Regions from separate parts of the Homo sapiens genome. Here region 1 is linked to region 2. A link is an interaction called in ENCODE POLR2A ChIA-PET data of the cell type or tissue named here. Cell type or tissue: Panc1. All regions are shown on one strand. Each heading gives the region's core, and the rest is flanking DNA. Links, peaks and the distances in the headings are about the cores only.

Region 1 (8,228 bases), core at 3,665-6,164, 320 kb before region 2:
AAATGGGCTGGGTGTAGTGGCTCACGGCTGTAACTCCAATACTTCGGGAGGCCAAGGCAGGAGAATAGCTTGAGGCCGGGAGTTTGAGAGCAGCCTGGGCAATATAGCAAGACCTCACCTTCCGCAAAATTTTTAAAAAATTAGCTGAGCATGGTGGCACATGGCTGTGGTTCCAGCTGCTTGGGAGACTGAGGTGGGAGGATCACTTGGGCCCAGGAGTTCCAGGTTGCAGTGAGCTATGATCATGCCATTGCACTTCAGCCTGGGTGACAGAGCAAGACGCTGTCTTTATAATTAAAAAAAAAAAAGCGGGGGGCGGCGAAAGCATCCCTTTCCTGTAATAACACAAAGTATTTAACAATATGTTTTGCTCCATTTATGGTCATGACAGTGGGAGTAATGGTTGGTGAAAATATTATTCAGGAATAAAGAGACCTTTGGATTCCTCTCACTATATATCAACACTCAAAATGAAGGGGGAGCATTTTTTTCTCTGGTTTTTTTTTTTTTTTTTTTTGGATCAATGTGAATAACTCACCAAGATCAATTAGTTCCCAAAGCAGATCTAGGGTAACTCTCTATCCAGCTGAAATTCACCGGATGATTGCCAAATCTTTCATTTTCTTTTTCAACTCTACCTGTGCTTAACATCTGGTTTGGGATTTTAAAAAAATTCATTTGGAAGCAAAAGTGAACTGGATTCTTCCCTCTGGAGCTCTGGGAGACAGAAGAGTGTTCTTTGCATTCTTCAGTGCGTGGCCCAGTTTTCTTGTGGGGCCAGGCTTATGTTCGACAGTCCCCAGGGACCCTGCAACAACTGCAATAGTCCTAGCCTTCCAGTAAAGGCACTTTGGGATCTGTGACGAGGCACCAGGACTACTGTACAGGGCTCCCTGCTCTGCCTGCTGCCAGAGTCTTCTGCGGCCACTGCCTGAGTTTGAGGGGAGTCAGGGTGGTAGACAACTGACAGGTATATAGAGTTACTGAGACAGCTCCCAGAAATGCCCCAGAGTGCTGGGGCCCTGGTTCTGGATTTTCTATGTGCAGTCCCCAGGGTTCAGACCTTTACGTCCAGGCCTGGAAAATAAAAAATGCAGTTTTCCTTTTGGTTCATTCAATGAAGCCATCTTTCAACATCTTTTCTGCACCCCTGGATCTCCTCAAATTCTTCCTTCCACTCCTTTGGGGAAGTCAACCTTGCAGTCTAGAACTCATCCATGACTTAATCATCGTTAGTGCCTCCCCTCCCTCCCTCCCTCCCTTTCTCCTTTCTTCCTTCTTCTTTCCTTTCTCCTTCTCTCCCTCCCTTCCTCTCTGAAACTCTTTTGTTTCTCTTTCTTTGTTCTCTGCTAAATTTCCCATCTCTGTCCCACTTTCCAAGCCTGGAGTCTTTCAGAAGACCGTATGGGTTGTTCTAGAGCAGCACTGCTTAATAGAGATACAATGTGCAGCACATGTATAATGTGAAGTTTTATAGTAGCTGCATTTTATTTTATTTTATTTATTTTATTGTTTTGAGATGAAATCTCAGTCTGTCACCCAGGCTGGAGTGCAGTGGTGCGCTCTCTGCTCACTGCAACCTCCACCTCCCAGGTTCAAGCGATTCTCCTGCCTCAGCCTCCTGAGTAGCCAGGATTACAGGCGCCTGCCACCAGGCCCGGCTACTTTTTGTATTATTAGCACAGATAGGGTTTCACCATGTTGGCCCGGCTGGTCATGAACTCCTGACCTCAAGTGATGCACCTGCCTTGGCCTCCCAAAGTGCTGGGATTATAAGCATGAGCCGCTGCGCCCGGGGAAGCTACATTTTAAAAAGTGAAAAGGAACAGATGAAATTATTTTAATAACATTTATTTAAACCAGTATATTTGGGTATTATTTCAATGATAGTATCACTTCAATATGTAATCAATATAAAAGCTGAGAGATATTTTGCATTCTTTTTGTCATGCTAAGACTTTGAAATCCTGTGTGTATTTTATACTTATAACACATCCCAATTTGGACCAGCAGCATTTCTTTTTTAAAAAAAGTCTTCTTGTATTTTTAACGGACAAATGATAACTGTATATTTACAGGATACAATGTGATGTTTCAAGACATGCACACATTGTGGAATGATCCTATCAGCAGAGCAGCCACTTTTCAAGGGCCCAGTAGCCACATGTGGTTGGTGGTGGCCATATTGGACAGTACACATGTAGAGACTAATTTGCCCCCACGTTGTTGTGGCAAGGATTGATAATTACCTCCCGATGTTTCTTTTCCCTTCCAGTTTAATAATAGAACTTCAGTTGTTAGGTTTTATTTCTTAGCTTCCCATGCAGGCCGGTGTGGCCACGAGACCAAGTTCAGGTCAACGAGATGTAAGTGACAGCTCAAGATTCCACCGTTCTCCTTATGGGGGAAAGAAGTGTTCTTTGTCAGCTCTACCCTGTGTTTAACATCTGACTTGGGATAAAAGATCTTTACAGAGGAAGAATAAGCTGACTTCTCTCCTCTGGACTTTGAGAGAGAAGAGTGTTCTTGGTCTTGTTTCCTCAGTTGGACTGAGCCCTGAAATGCCTTCACAGAACTGCCACGGCAGCCTTGGGCTCTTAGCCCCTGTACTTCTCTGTGGGAGAAATAAACTTCTGCCTTACTGAGGCCATGAGTATTATGAGCTTTTTTAATGCTCCTAATCTGAACTGATTCATTTCCATAAGACAGTTTTTGCCTACAACAAAATCAGTCACAGCAAGTAGCAGGTAACCTTGGAAAACACTTTGTGGCAATACTTTGCGTCTTATCTTACCGTGTCTGTCCTCAGAGATGTTCTGAGTGTCTCTACCCACACAGACTCTTTGACTCACTGAATAAGCATGAAAAGGGGGTTCTCTCATAGCCTCATTGAGAGAGAAACAGACTTACTGATCGGGATTGCCTGAAACTTTCTGCTGCTGTATGCTTTAGTGGGCGGAAAAAGGTCAGTGATATAGACCAAAGTTTTAGACTATATTTAACTTTCTTTAAGAGTTAAAGTTGAAAAACAAAATTTTCCTGGCTCACAAGGGTCAACTGGAACATCATGCTGCACACATCTGAGTGTCTGCTATCTCATTCTTTTTTTTTTTTTTTTTTTAGACAGAGTCTCAATCCATTGCCCAGGCTGAAGTACAGTGGCACAATCTCAGCTTACTGCAAGCTCTGCCTCCCAGGTACAGACTATTTTTTGCCTCAGCCTTCCGAGTAGCTGGGACTACAGGTGTGTGCCACCACACCTGGCTAATTTTGTATTTTTAGTAGAGATAGGGTTTCACCATGTTGGCCAGGCTGGTCTTGAACTCCTGACCTCGTGATCTCCCCGCCTCGGCCTCCCAAAATGCTGGGATTAGAGGTGTGAGCCACCGCGCCAGGCCTGCTATCTCATTCTTAATGAAAGGGTTTCCTCAAATTCTTTAGAACATGTGTCTTTGGCTGGGCCCACTGGGGGTTGGTGCCTGTAATCCCAGCACTTTGAGGCCAAGGCAGGAGGATCGCTTGAGCCCAGGAGTTCAAGACAAGCCTAGATAACATTGTGAGATCCCATCTCACTGTTTAAGAATTAACCAGGGGTGGTGGCACATACTTGTAGTTCCAGCTACTCGGGAGGCTGAGGCAGGAGGATTGCTTGAGCCTGGGAGGTCAATGCTGCTGTGAGCCATGGTCGCTGCATTTCAGCCTGAGTGATAGAGCAAGACTCTGGTCTCAAAAACAACAACAACAAAAAGAACATGTGTCTTTCAACTAGAAAGTGCTCCAAAGGCAATTCAGACCAAATAAAAGGGAAGATAAGGTGCAACGAGCAAAGTTGTGTTGAAGTGACTCTGGTAGATGCCACAGGTCATCTAGACAAGGAGCTTTTGTGACCAGAAGCCTTACTGCCCAAAGTGATCTACAGATTAAATACAGTCTCTATCAAAATTCCAATGACATTTATTTTTACAGAAATTGACAAAAAATCCTAAAATTCATATAGAACTATCAAAGACCCTGGATAGCCTGGGCAAGCCTGAGCAAAAAGAACAAAGCTGGAGGCATCCCGAACAGTATGGTACTGGTATAAAAAAACAGATACATATATCAATGGAACATAATACAGAGCCCAGAAATAAACTCAAGCACACACAGTCAACAAATTTTCAACAAGGACAGAAGAAGACACCATGAGGAAAGCACTGTCTCTTCAATAAATGGTGCTGAGAAAACTGGGTGTCTACATGCAAAATAAAATTGGACCCTTATCCGGCACCATCTACAAAAATCAACTCAAAGTGGATTAAATACTTAAGCAGAAGCTCTGAAACCATAAAAACTCCTACAAAAAGATTTGGGGAAAATCTCTTTGACATTGTTCTTGGCAATATATTTTTTTTTGATAGGACACCAAAAGCACAGGCAATAAAAGCAAAAATAAACAGGACTACATCAAACTAAAAAGCTTCTGCATAGCAAAGGAAACAGTATACAAAATGAAAATTTGGTCTACAGATTGGGAAAAAATATTTGTGACCCACATATCTGATAAGGGGTTAATATCCAAAATGTATAAGAACTCACACAACTCTGGGCAAAAGACTTGAATAGAGATTTCTCCAAAGAAGATATAAAAACAGCCAACAGGTGAAATGAAAAGTGCTCAACATCACTAGTCATTAGGGAAATGTGAATAGAAACCACAATGAGATATTATCTCACACCTGTTAGGATGGCTTTTACCAAAAAGTCATTAATCCTTCTTACAAAGAAATAGTAAAGGTGTGGAGAAAAGAGAATTCTTGTACACTGTTGGTGGCAATGTAGATTCGTACAGCCACTGTGGAAAACAGTATGGGGGTTTCCTAAAGCAAGTAGAAATAGAACTACCATATAACCCAACAATGCTTCTTCTGGGTATATACCCAAAGGAAATGAAGTCACCACCTCGTAGAAACATCTGCACTTCCGTGTCCATTGCATTCTTATTCACAATTGCCAAGGTATGGAAACAGTCAAAGTGTCGATCAACAGATGACTAGATGAAGAAATTGTGGCATAGATACACAATGGAATACTATTCAGCCTTAAAAAGAGCAGATCCTGCCATCTGTGACAACATGGATGAGCTTAGGGGACATTATGCTAAGTCAAATAAGCCAGACACAGAAAGAAAAATACTGCATGATCTTACTTTTAAGTGACATCTAAAAAATTAAATTCAATAAATTGAATAGGTAGAACCAGAAAGTAAAAGGACAGATACCAGAGGTGAAGGGAGCCTGGAGGCGAAGGGTCGAAATGGGAAGATATAGGTCAAAGCGTACAAAGTTGCGCCCTAACTGTTGAATGAATAAGTTTAGAAATCTAATGTACAACATGAGGACTACGGTTAATAATATTCTATTTTATACTGGTAATTTGACAAGAGAGTAGATTTTAGGTACTCTGATCACACACACACACACATACAGAGGAAAAGTAGCTATAGAGATAATGTACCAGTATATCAATTTACTTGACTATAGTGACCACCTCACTATGTATATGCATATCAAGATAAGTATATTGGCCAGGCACAGTAGCTCATGCCTGAAATCCCAACACTTTGGGAGGCAAAGGCAGAGGATTGCTTGAGTCCAGGAGTTCAAGACACTCCTGGGAAATACAGTGAGACCCCGTCTCTACAAAAAATTTAAAAATCAGCTGAGCATGGTGGTGCGTGTCCATAGTCCCAGCTCCTTGGGAAGCTGAGGCAGGAGGATTGTCTCTACAGAAAAAAAAATTAGTTGGATGTGGTGGCATGTGCCTGTAGTCTCAGCTACTCGGGGGCGCTAAGGTGGGAGGATCACCTGAGCCCAGGAGTTGGAGGCAGCAGTGAGCCATGGTTGCACTGCTATGCTCCAGCCTAGACAACAGAGTGAGGCTCTGTCTCTCACGGAAAAAAAAAAAGGTAAGTATATGAAAATATGCTGTACACCTCAAATATATTCAATTAAAAGGAATAAGAAAGTAAGAGGTAGCAATTTTTTCCATTTTCCATAGTTATAACATTGAGAATAAATTTAGTTCTGTTAATTGAAAAATAAAAATTTTAAAAAATAAGTCATTCGTTTTTTAAAAGTTCATTAGCAATTGTCTCTGTGACAGTCAGTTTATTTCCCTTGCACCTTTGTGGCTGAGGTTTCGTGTAGAGACAGGGGCCTAAGGAGGACCCTGAGTGGGTCCCCTGAAATGTGGACACAAAGCAACCACCAGTCCACATTCCTCGGTCCACAAGGATGTCACGTGAGACTTTTGCTAAGTGTCTTGCTAAAATAAGTCATTTCTGACTATGATATTTTCCTGCTCGTCCAGTGGAGTGCTATGGCATGGAAACAAGGTTGTCTGGCACGAGCTCAGATTTCGGGGAACTCATGAGAGTGCCTAGCAATCATTACTTTCTTTAATAAATACGCACAAAGCCCCTTCAATCATCTGTTCCGGAGTTTTGCTGAAGCTCAACATTAAATGTAACCAGCACACAGACCCGTAAGTCACCTTTCCTGTTGTGTTGGAAAATCTGGAACTCATTTACCCATCTCCGGTCTTTTGCTGTCTCTCCATTCCCCCCGGTTTCTCCGGTTCAGATGGTCCTGTGATCACATCTGCAAGTTCTTTCAGGACTCTGGGGTGCCATCTATCTAAGCCAACAGCCATTCCTGCTCTCATTTTAAGCAGTTAGATGCTCTCTTTGCCTGTGTCTTGGGTTGAAGATCATTCTGCTTGAGAGAGAAAACAAAAGCTTTGTCTTTTGTGCTGTTTTATCAGATACATTACATTTTTTCATTTACATTGATGATCTTTCTTTTTGTCTTTCCTGGTTCTATCAGGGCAAAATGTTATTCGCTGTCCCATATATACTTTACACTGCAAAATCTCATTAAGTAGATATCAGTTTAATTCAAGATATACTATCCAGAGCTGCAAAGATTCCCTTGCTGACTATAGGATCCATTGATATGATAGATTAATTTGTATTATTATAAACATACTGAAGGATTCCACATGTAGTTCTATTTTTCCCTATTCCTTTGAGTTTTGAATTAATCTTGAGTCTTTGTCATATATTACCAACGTTTTTAAATGAGTATCAGAAGTAACATACATCATGTACTGAATCACACCATTCTGTTCTCCATAAATGATGTCAGTATCAGAAGGTACATATTTCTTTCTCTCCATGCTTCCTGTCCAGTGAACATGTTTACCTGCCCATTCATGGCTGATCTATCAGATCTCTGAACACCAAAGAAGGCCTGCAAAACCTTATACATTGGCCTCTTCGAGGACCAAACCAACTGAAAACCTGTATTGGCTGCGTGAGTCCCAGCTCCCATGAGGGATGTCACCCAGCCACCTGGTGCTGATGCTGTGCACTGCTGCAGGGGAGGCCTCTGCTTCCTCCAAAGCTGGTCAACTCTCAGTGTAGGATTTCCACCGAGGGGCACGGCAGCACAGCACTTTCCTAAGGGTGTTGCAGAAATAACCCAAGAATCATCCCCCTTTCCTCCCATTGCTGCCTGTTCTTCAGTGCATTTTTACATTTGGCTGTGGCGCCTCAGCCATTGCAAGAAAGGGAGTCTGGGAGAAGGCTAATGGGAGAGAGGCCCCTTATAACTGCTTCAACCTGAGCAGATTTATTCCTATTTTCAAAACATATATTTGTTGTATTAGTCAGAGTTGCTCAGAGAAACAAAATGAATAGATGATAGGTAGATGGATAGATAGATAAATAGATGCAAAGGACATGTTAGAGGAATTGGCTCGCCTGATGATGGAGGCTAACAAGTCCCTTGATAGGCCATCTACAAGCTGGAGAATGTGAGGTGCCAGTAACATGGCTCAGTCCAAGTAAAAAGGCCTCAGGACCTGAAGGCCACTGGTACAAGTCCTGGAGTACAAAGGCCAGAGAGCCTGGAGTTCTGTCTAAAAGCAGAAGAAGAGCGTTTCCCAGCTCCAGAAGAGAGACAGAGAGACCAATTTGCCTTTCCTCTGATTTTGTTCTATCTAGGACTCCAGCCGATTGGATGGTGCAAATTTTCCCCACTTAGGCATGTCAGACTGACACGCCAGTCTCCTCCGGAAACACCCTCACTGACACACCCCAGAATAATGCTTTGTCAGTTCTTTAACTTGACACCTAAAATTAGCCATCACCTTTGGCATCCTTGAAAGACTGTGTTTCAAAAAAA
Region 2 (8,228 bases), core at 3,743-6,242:
TTTTTAGTAGAGACGGGGTTTCACCATGTTGGCCACGCTGGTCTCAAACTCCTGACCTCAGGTGATCAGCCTGCCTCGGCCTCCCAAAGTGCTGGGATTACAGGAGTGAGCCACTGTACCCAGCCTTTTTTTTTTCTTTTGAGAGGGAGTCTCACTCTGTTGCCCAGGCTGGAGTGCAGTGGTGCGATCTCAGCTCACTGCGACCTCCGCCTCCTGGGTTCAAGCGATTCTCCTGCCTCAGCTTCCCGAGTAGCTGGGATTACAGGCACCCACCACCACACCCAGCTAATTTTTATACTTTAGCAGAGACAGGGTTTCACCATGTTGGCCAGGCTGGTCTTGAACTTCTGACCCTAAGTTATCCACCTGCCTTGGCCTCCCAAAGTGCTGGGAGGACAAGAGTGAGCCACCATGCCTGGCCGATTGCTACTCTTAAAACTGCTGCCATTGCCAGGCATGGTGGCGCATGCCTGTAATCCCAGCACTTTGGGAAGCAGAGGTGGGAGGATCTCTTGAGGCCAGGAGTTTGAGAACAGCCTGGGCAACAGAGTGAGATCTTGTCTCTATAATATTAAAATATATATATATATATGTATATTTTAAAAAATGCTGCCATGGCCAAGTGTGGTGGCTCATGCCTATAATTCCAGCACTTTGGGAGGCTGCGGTGAGACAATCATTTGAGGCCAGGAGTTTGAGACTAGCCTGCACAACAAAATGAGCTCCTATCTCTACAAAAAAATAAAAAAATCAGCTGGGCGCACTGGTGCATACTTGTGATCCCAGCTACTCATGAGGCTGAGGTGGGAGGATCACTTGAGCCCAGGAGTTCAAGGCTGCAGCTAGCCATGATTGTGCCATGGCACTTCAGCCTGGGTGACAGAGCAAGACCCTATCTGTAATAAATAATAATAATAAAAACCTGCCACCACCACTACCACCTTTACCACCCCACTACCTCTACTATAATCACTTCCACCCCTACTATCACCACCCCACTGTCATCACCTATACCACGTCCAACTCTACTCTTCTCACCTCCACTATCAGTACCGAGTCCACCACAATCATCACCCCCATTCACCTCCACTATCAGTACCGAGTCCACCACAATCATCACCCCCATTCACCTCCACTATCAGTACCGAGTCCACCACAATCATCACCCCCATTCACCTCCACTATCAGTACCGAGTCCACCACAATCATCACCCCCATTCACCTCCACTATCAGTACCGAGTCCACCACAATCATCACCCCCATTCACCTCCACTATCAGTACCGAGTCCACCACAATCATCACCCCCATTCATTAGCATAGGCAGAGCACTGCCAAGTACCACGCAGTGGGTTAGCTGGTTTTTTTTTGAGATGGAGTCTCACTTTGTCACCCAGGGTGGAGTGCAGTGGTGCGATCTCGGCTCGCTGCAATCTTTGCCTCCTGGTTCAAGCGATTATCCTGCCTCAGCCTCCCAAGTAGCTGGGATTACAGACATGCTCCACCACGCCTGGCTAAGTTTTGTGTTTTTAGTAGAGACGGGATTTCACTATGTTGGTTGTCCAGAGTGGTCTTGAACCCCTGACCTCAGGTAATCCGCCGGCCTCAGCCTCCCAAAGTGCTAGGATTACAGGTGTGCTCCACCGTACCCAGCCAGGGTTAGCTGTTCTATATGCATTGTCTCATTCCATCTCTACAACACGATTAAATATGAGAAAACTGACACTCAGATCCAGCAACATCTGTTTGATGGCACAGCTTTGGGTGGAAGTGTTTGGATTCTAACTTGGGGCCCTCTGGCCTCAGAGTCTGAATTTTCGTCTCCAAAGATCTGTTGCTAATAAGCTACTGCAGTGGTACCCTACAGTTTTGTTTCCCGCATTCCTATCACCTTTGCTCACTTCATCCACTCCAGCGGCCTCATCCTCCAGCTGACTCATCCATGCCACCCATCCCCACCTCCATCTGACCCACTCCATAATGTGCCCTCTAACAGGGCTTTCCATTAAGGCCTTTGCAGTGGTGTGCTGGTAAATGTTTAACAACAGGCTCTCTGAAGAGGGGCAGAGGGGATTTCTCCTTTGTAGCATTTGCTGTTTTCCATGGTGTAAATACTGCCACATGACTTTTTTTTGTACCAACCAACTTGATGTCAACCAGCTGAAAAAATTATTAAAACTTTCATAGTCAGCTCTCATGAGCCAATATTGATACAGGAGTTAAGAAGAAATTACTTAGGCAGATAGTGAGGGTACGGAAGTCCTTGGTAATGTTTTCCTTTGAATGAAAAGCAGCCCCAGACTATTTGTTTTCCTTTTAATGAAAAGCAGCCCCAAACTATTTTCCTTTCTAACAAACAGCAGCCTGTAAGATCAAGCTGCAGACATAGATGCCGGCAGTTGTGCCAATCATGTTCAAAATGGCAGTCCCATCTTTCCTCTGCCAGCCGCGTGTACAGCAAGGAGCAGACAAGATGGCGCAGCCCAAGGAGAAAGTTTATTTGCGTAATAAGATTAGGGTGGGGCAACCAGCCTTCCCTGCTCGCTATGTAAATGTCACACTTAATTGAACCAATCTGTGAGCATTATGTAAATCAGACACCGCCTCCTCAAACCTGACTATAAAATCTGGCACATCCACCACTGGCAGGTCCTCTCGGAAGACCCTTCTCTCACTAGAGAGAGCTGTTTTCCTTTCTTTTTCTTCCTCCTTCTTTTGCCTGTTAAACTTCCGCTCCTAAACTCCTCATGAGTGTCCATGTCCTAAATTTTCCTGCCGCGAGATGACAAACCCTGGGTATTTACTCCAGACAATGTAGCAGCTTCAGTATAAGCTGGCTTCAAGGTCCTACAAAAACCCCTTTTACAATGAGCAACTTCCTTCTTTCACACCTCTGCCTTAAGGGAACCAAGGATTTTTCCTTGGTAATACCATTACCCTCAAGACCTTGCCAATTTGAGGCTACTTCTCCTGTTTTTTTTTTTTAGAAGAAATTGTGAGGTCAGTATACACAAACAAACAAACATTAACCAATTAATTAGAAAAAGTACTCTTCTAATTAATTTAAAGCATTTTCATGGTTTAAAATCCCAAATTCAACAGGGTAGTCACTGAAAACTCTCTCTCCTATCTGCGTTTCCAATCACCAGATTTCTCTCCCTGAATGCAATCAATGTTCTCAGTTTTCATGTGTATTGACATACTTTTTCTTTCCCCTTGCCCTTTATGGATGCATTTTCTGTTGCCACCACCCTTTAAACTCTTATTTTGAGGCTAATTCCACTCATACAGTTTTCTCTATTATCTACTAACTTCCAGGATATTCCTGGAATATCTTCTGTAGCGACTTCAGCCCGTTTCATTGGGCTTTCTATCCCATCCTCTGAGATTTCAACATTCATGTTTATGGTCTCACAAATTTCCCCAGCTTCAAGACTCTTTATCTCCAGTTCCTCAACCACCAGTTGAGGAATTGAACCACCAGTTCCATTTCTAAATTATGGAAGAGTCAAGAACTCCTTTGATAACTATCCCTTTATCCTACACCGTAATCACTCCTTCACGTCCACTGAATCTGCCATAGGGCCATTTGTGAACACTAGCCTGGCTCCATTTTGCCCCAGTGAATCAGCTCTCTACTGGTTTCATTTATTGTCTTAACCTGACCCACACCCTCAAAACTAGCCATTCCAACAAGAGAATTCTCTGTCCTCTTCCCTACCAGTTATATCCATTCTAAAATTACTCATTACCTGTACTGTATATTCCTGCAGCAGTTCTGAAGACATTTTTGTGCTTAAAAGCCTTCAGCGGCTTTCTAGGAATTTAATCCAGAATTCTCAGCTAAATAGACAGAGATCCATGTTTCTAGCGTGCCTATGACCATCCACTTCAGGGATCCAGTGCTCAGCCACATCCAGCTACTTGCTCTCTTTTTCTTTTTTCTTTTTTTTATTTGAAACGGAGTCTCACTCTGTCGCCCAGGCTGGAGTGCAATAGCACGATCTTGGCTCACTGCAACCTCTGTCTCCCGGGTTGAAGCAATTCTCCTGTCTCAGCCTCCCAAGTAGCTGGAACTACAGGTGCTTGCCACCATGCCCGGCTAATTTTTGTATTTTTAGTAGAGATGAGGTTTCACCATGTTGGCCAGGCTGGTCTCGAACTCCTGACCTCAAGTGATCTGCCTGCCTCAGCCTCCCAAAGTGCTGGGATTACAGGCGTGAGCCACTGTGCCCGGTGGGTTTTTTTTTTTTTTTTTTTGAGATGGAGTCTAGCTCTGTCGCCCAGGCTGGAGTGCAATGGTGCAATCTTGGCTCACTGCAACCTCCATTTCCCAGGTTCAAGCGATTCTCCTGCCTCAGCCTCCCGAGTAGCTGGGAAGACAGGTGTGTGCTACCATACCTGGCTAATTTTTGTATTTTTAGTAGAGACAGGGTTTCACCATGTTGGCCAGGCTGGTCTTGAACTCCTGACCTCCAGTGATCTGCCTGCCTTAGCCTCCCAAAGTGTTGGGATTACAGGCGTGTGCCAGTGTGCCCAGCCTACTTGCTCTTGTTTTAACATACCTTGGCCTTTCCCACCTCCAGGTCATTTGTTTGATGATTCCTTCTGCTTGGAATTATCTCTCTATCTCTGCCTATTGAATTCCCATAGATTCTTTAAGACCCAGCTCAAATCACATCTCCTTCACGTTTTCTCTCATTTCCCCATCTCTCCTTTACCGTTGTGTTTGCTTACTTATTTTATAAAGCAAAGCATGTTCTGCTTAATATGATCGTTGTTTTTGTGTCTTATCTTCCTAATAGGCTGAACTTCTTGAGGATGCTTGTATTTGTTCTTAGAGTCCCCATTACATTAAATAATTGCTTTATGGCTTTGGATAAAATACATTTACAATTTCTTTTCCAAGAACGAACAAGGATCAGAAAGCAAAATAGGGCAAAATAAACATTACAATGTTCTGATAGGTTATTATACCACACAACTTAATTCTCAAATTTTATAGAAATGCAGAATAGGATTTTTCCCTCCCCTAGTTATTACAGAAATTATTCTTTTCTACCCAAATATAAAACAAAGCTCCAGTAAAAGAAGGTGTGAACACTTGTTTCTGCTATGCATCGCAATACATGGGATGTTTATATGGCAAATGCATGTGTGGGATGTGTCCTGCATTTATATATGTTGGGGGGAAATTCTTAGCTCACAGAGGATAGTGAATGAAGAGGAACAGCTATAACTATCACTGGTTCTTCTTCTTCTTCTTTTTAAAAAACCAGTTAATTAATTATTTTTAGAGACTGGATCTTGTTATGTTGCCCAGGCTGAGCTCACACTCCTGGGCTCAAGCAATCTTCCTGCCTTAGCCTCCCAAGTAGCTGGGATTACAGGCGCATGCCACTGTGCCTGGCTGTGTTCTTGATCAACAAGGCCCCCGTGTCTTTGCAGCAAATATTGGTTTCTCATTTTCCCTCCCCACCCCCTACTCCCACCCCCATGGATTTTTTATCTTTTCAGAAAAGCTCTTGTTGACCTCCATTCTCTTATAATTATTCCTTAATTCTGTACTAGTTGGTTTTCCAACATAAAAAACAGTGAAGTCTCTGTAATTATGAAACTACTTGTGTGACATGACACTACTTGTCAGCATTCTTTCTGTTGCGAGAATGAATAGCAACTTTGACTTCCCAAAAAACACAGCTCTAGCTTGAATACACTGAACATGTGTAGCCGCGCCAAGAATGACTAAGTACAGACTACCAGCAATGAGCACTTGATGATCACCTGCAGTTTTCATCATCCCCTTCTGTTCAGCCACCCCAGTGGCCTACCTCTTATGGGTCACTGCAACACACAGGCAGCAGGCAATAGAGAGTATATGGGCTACTAGATAGGGCCGATGAGCTCCGTGGTAGTTTGGCTCTAAGAAAGACAACAGGCCAGGCACAAGTGGCTCACACCTATAATCCCAGCACTTTGGGAGGCTGAGGTGGGAGGATTGTTGAGCCCAGGAGTTTGAGACCAGACTGGGCAATGTAGTGAGACCGTGTTGCTAAAGAAAAGAAAGAAAGACAACAAAGGGACATGAAGTATCATTATGGTTTTCTTTTTCTTTTCTTTCTTTCTTTCTTTCTTTTTTTTTTTTAAATAGAGATGGGTTCTTGCTATGTTGTTCAGGCTGGTCTTGAACTCCTGGACTCAAATGGTCTTCCCACTTCAGCCTCCCAAAGTGTTGGGATTACAGACGTGAGCCACCATGCCCAGCCATGGGTTTCTTACTAGGTGGTGGAGCTATTTCCCACGAGAATAGCATGAAATGTGAACCATTTCTCAAGAGAATAGCATGGCCATTCTTCACCAGGGGTCTTGGTCGAGGTTGTAGAATCTGTGTGGCCCTCCTCTCTCTAACGGTTGGCAAAATGGTGATAGGCCAGTAGGTGACAGGACAGCCTGGCTGGACATCTCCATCTGTCATCTCTGTTATGGTTGGGACCTCAGAAGGGAGCGAAACAAAACCAAAAGTCATTCCAAATTGCTTAGGGTTAATTGAAGGAAGCCACAGGAAGAGCAGCTATGAACTCTGTCCTCAGGGCATCCACAGAGTGTGGGGACCTGGAGAAGGAGCAGTGGCAGCCACAGGCCTGAGGGCAGAAGGAAGGGGTACAGGTGAGTACAGTGATCACAGAGTCTCAGCTTTCTGAGAAAGTCATGATTTTACCTAATCTATTCTGTTGTCAGACATGTTCTGTTCTTTAACCCTCAATGCTTAGCCATTGAAAATTTGGAGGCCGGGCGTGCTGGCTCACGCCTGTAATCCCAGCACTTTGGGAGGCTGAGGTGGGCAGATCATGGAGTCAGGAGATCAAGACCATCCTGGCTAACATGGTGAAACCCCTGTCTCTACTAAAAATACAAAAAAATTAGCTGGGCGTGATGGCGGGCACCTGTAGTCCCAGCTACTTGGGAGGCTGAGGCAGGAGAATGGCGTGAACCCGGGAGGCGGAGCTTGCAGTAAGCCGAGATCGCGCCACTGCACTCCAGCCTGGAAGACAGAGCGAGACTCCGTCTCAAAAAAAAAAAAAAAAAAGGAGGAAAAATACTGTTTGACTCATGACTCATGGTAGTGTTTTTCACAAACAAATGCTATCATTTGCACACTTGGGCCTAGGAAGAATGAAGAAGCCTGAATCTATGCTGCAAACTCTGGTTTCCACAAGCCTCGTGAAAGATGAAGAAAGAAGGCTAAGAAGGCTTCCTCCCAATGGGATGATGGTAAGTCTGAAATCCCAGTTGATCTGGTGAGATATGAAAAAGGGTGAGATAATTGTGCTGAGAAATCATCTCAGTTTACAGGCACGCACATCTTCAACACAAAATGGAGGCTGATGAGAGTTCAGTTCAATGACTGTTTCCAACACTAGAGTGGGGCTATGAATTGGCATCATCCTAGAGAAATTTCAAGTGGCTTAAGTGGACTTGAAAACAGTACTGTCCTCTCACTTTTTGTCATTTAGTTTCTTAGAGTCAGAGATAATGTCTAAAAAAGGGCATTTCTCATAATAATTTGTGACCAGGAGAATCAATAAAAAAGGATTTCCCTTGCCAGGATTTTCAGAGAGAAAACTATGCTTACAGTCCACAGAATGACAAATATTCATTGTGTGATGCTAATAAAAGTGTAAGGCATTTTAAAATTCAAGGGTATTTTCTTATAACCATCTTCTTCAAAGAACTTTGATCTCTAGTTACCTTATATGATTGAAAACAATGACTAAATGAAATGCTTGTCTCCTCCAAGAATGGAATATAAAGTATTTACATAAATCGATATTGCTGGAAAAAAATCTGCAGATTCCTTATGCTTGGGTTCACATGAAATAAGTAACTTTCTTCCCCAAAAAGCCAGCTGTGTGATTACTAAGAGACCAAGTCACATGGTTTGGATCTGTGTCCCCCTCCAAATCTCATGCTTAGTTGTAATCCCCAATGTTGAAGGTGGGGCCTTGTGGGGAGTGATTTGGTCATGGGGATGGTTTCTCGTGAATAGCTTAGCACTATCCCTTCTTGATATTGTCCTCATGATAGTGAGTGAATTCGTGTGAGATCTGGTCATTTAAAAGTGTGTGGTGGCTGGGCGCCGTGGCTCCCAGCACTTTGGGAGGCTGAGGTGGGTGGATCACTTGAGGTCAGAAGGTTGAGACCAGCCTGGCCAACATGGTGAAACCCTGT

The links. Peaks named below come from ENCODE experiments on the same cell type or tissue, not always from the same donor. Only the 100,000 strongest peaks of a DNase experiment are listed, where the experiment ranks them.
Region 1: POLR2A ChIA-PET joins it to region 2 with 5 read pairs; 7 of 35 experiments call an interaction of 5 or more read pairs at or near these places.

What each region holds. Positions count from the first base shown.
Region 1 is chr18:3,351,868-3,360,095 of GRCh38, forward strand. No RefSeq gene overlaps it. Among named protein-coding and RNA genes, the nearest start is that of LINC01895, 5.4 kb to the left of the region's middle. In Panc1, for the core only: no CTCF peak of the experiment used is centred there; no DNase peak of the experiment used is centred there; H3K27ac peaks cover 1,064 bases.
Region 2 is chr18:3,673,721-3,681,948 of GRCh38, forward strand. The region is part of intron 7 of DLGAP1 (DLG associated protein 1); the gene reads right to left. Among named protein-coding and RNA genes, the nearest start is that of DLGAP1-AS6, 25 kb to the left of the region's middle. In Panc1, for the core only: no CTCF peak of the experiment used is centred there; no DNase peak of the experiment used is centred there; H3K27ac peaks cover 1,605 bases.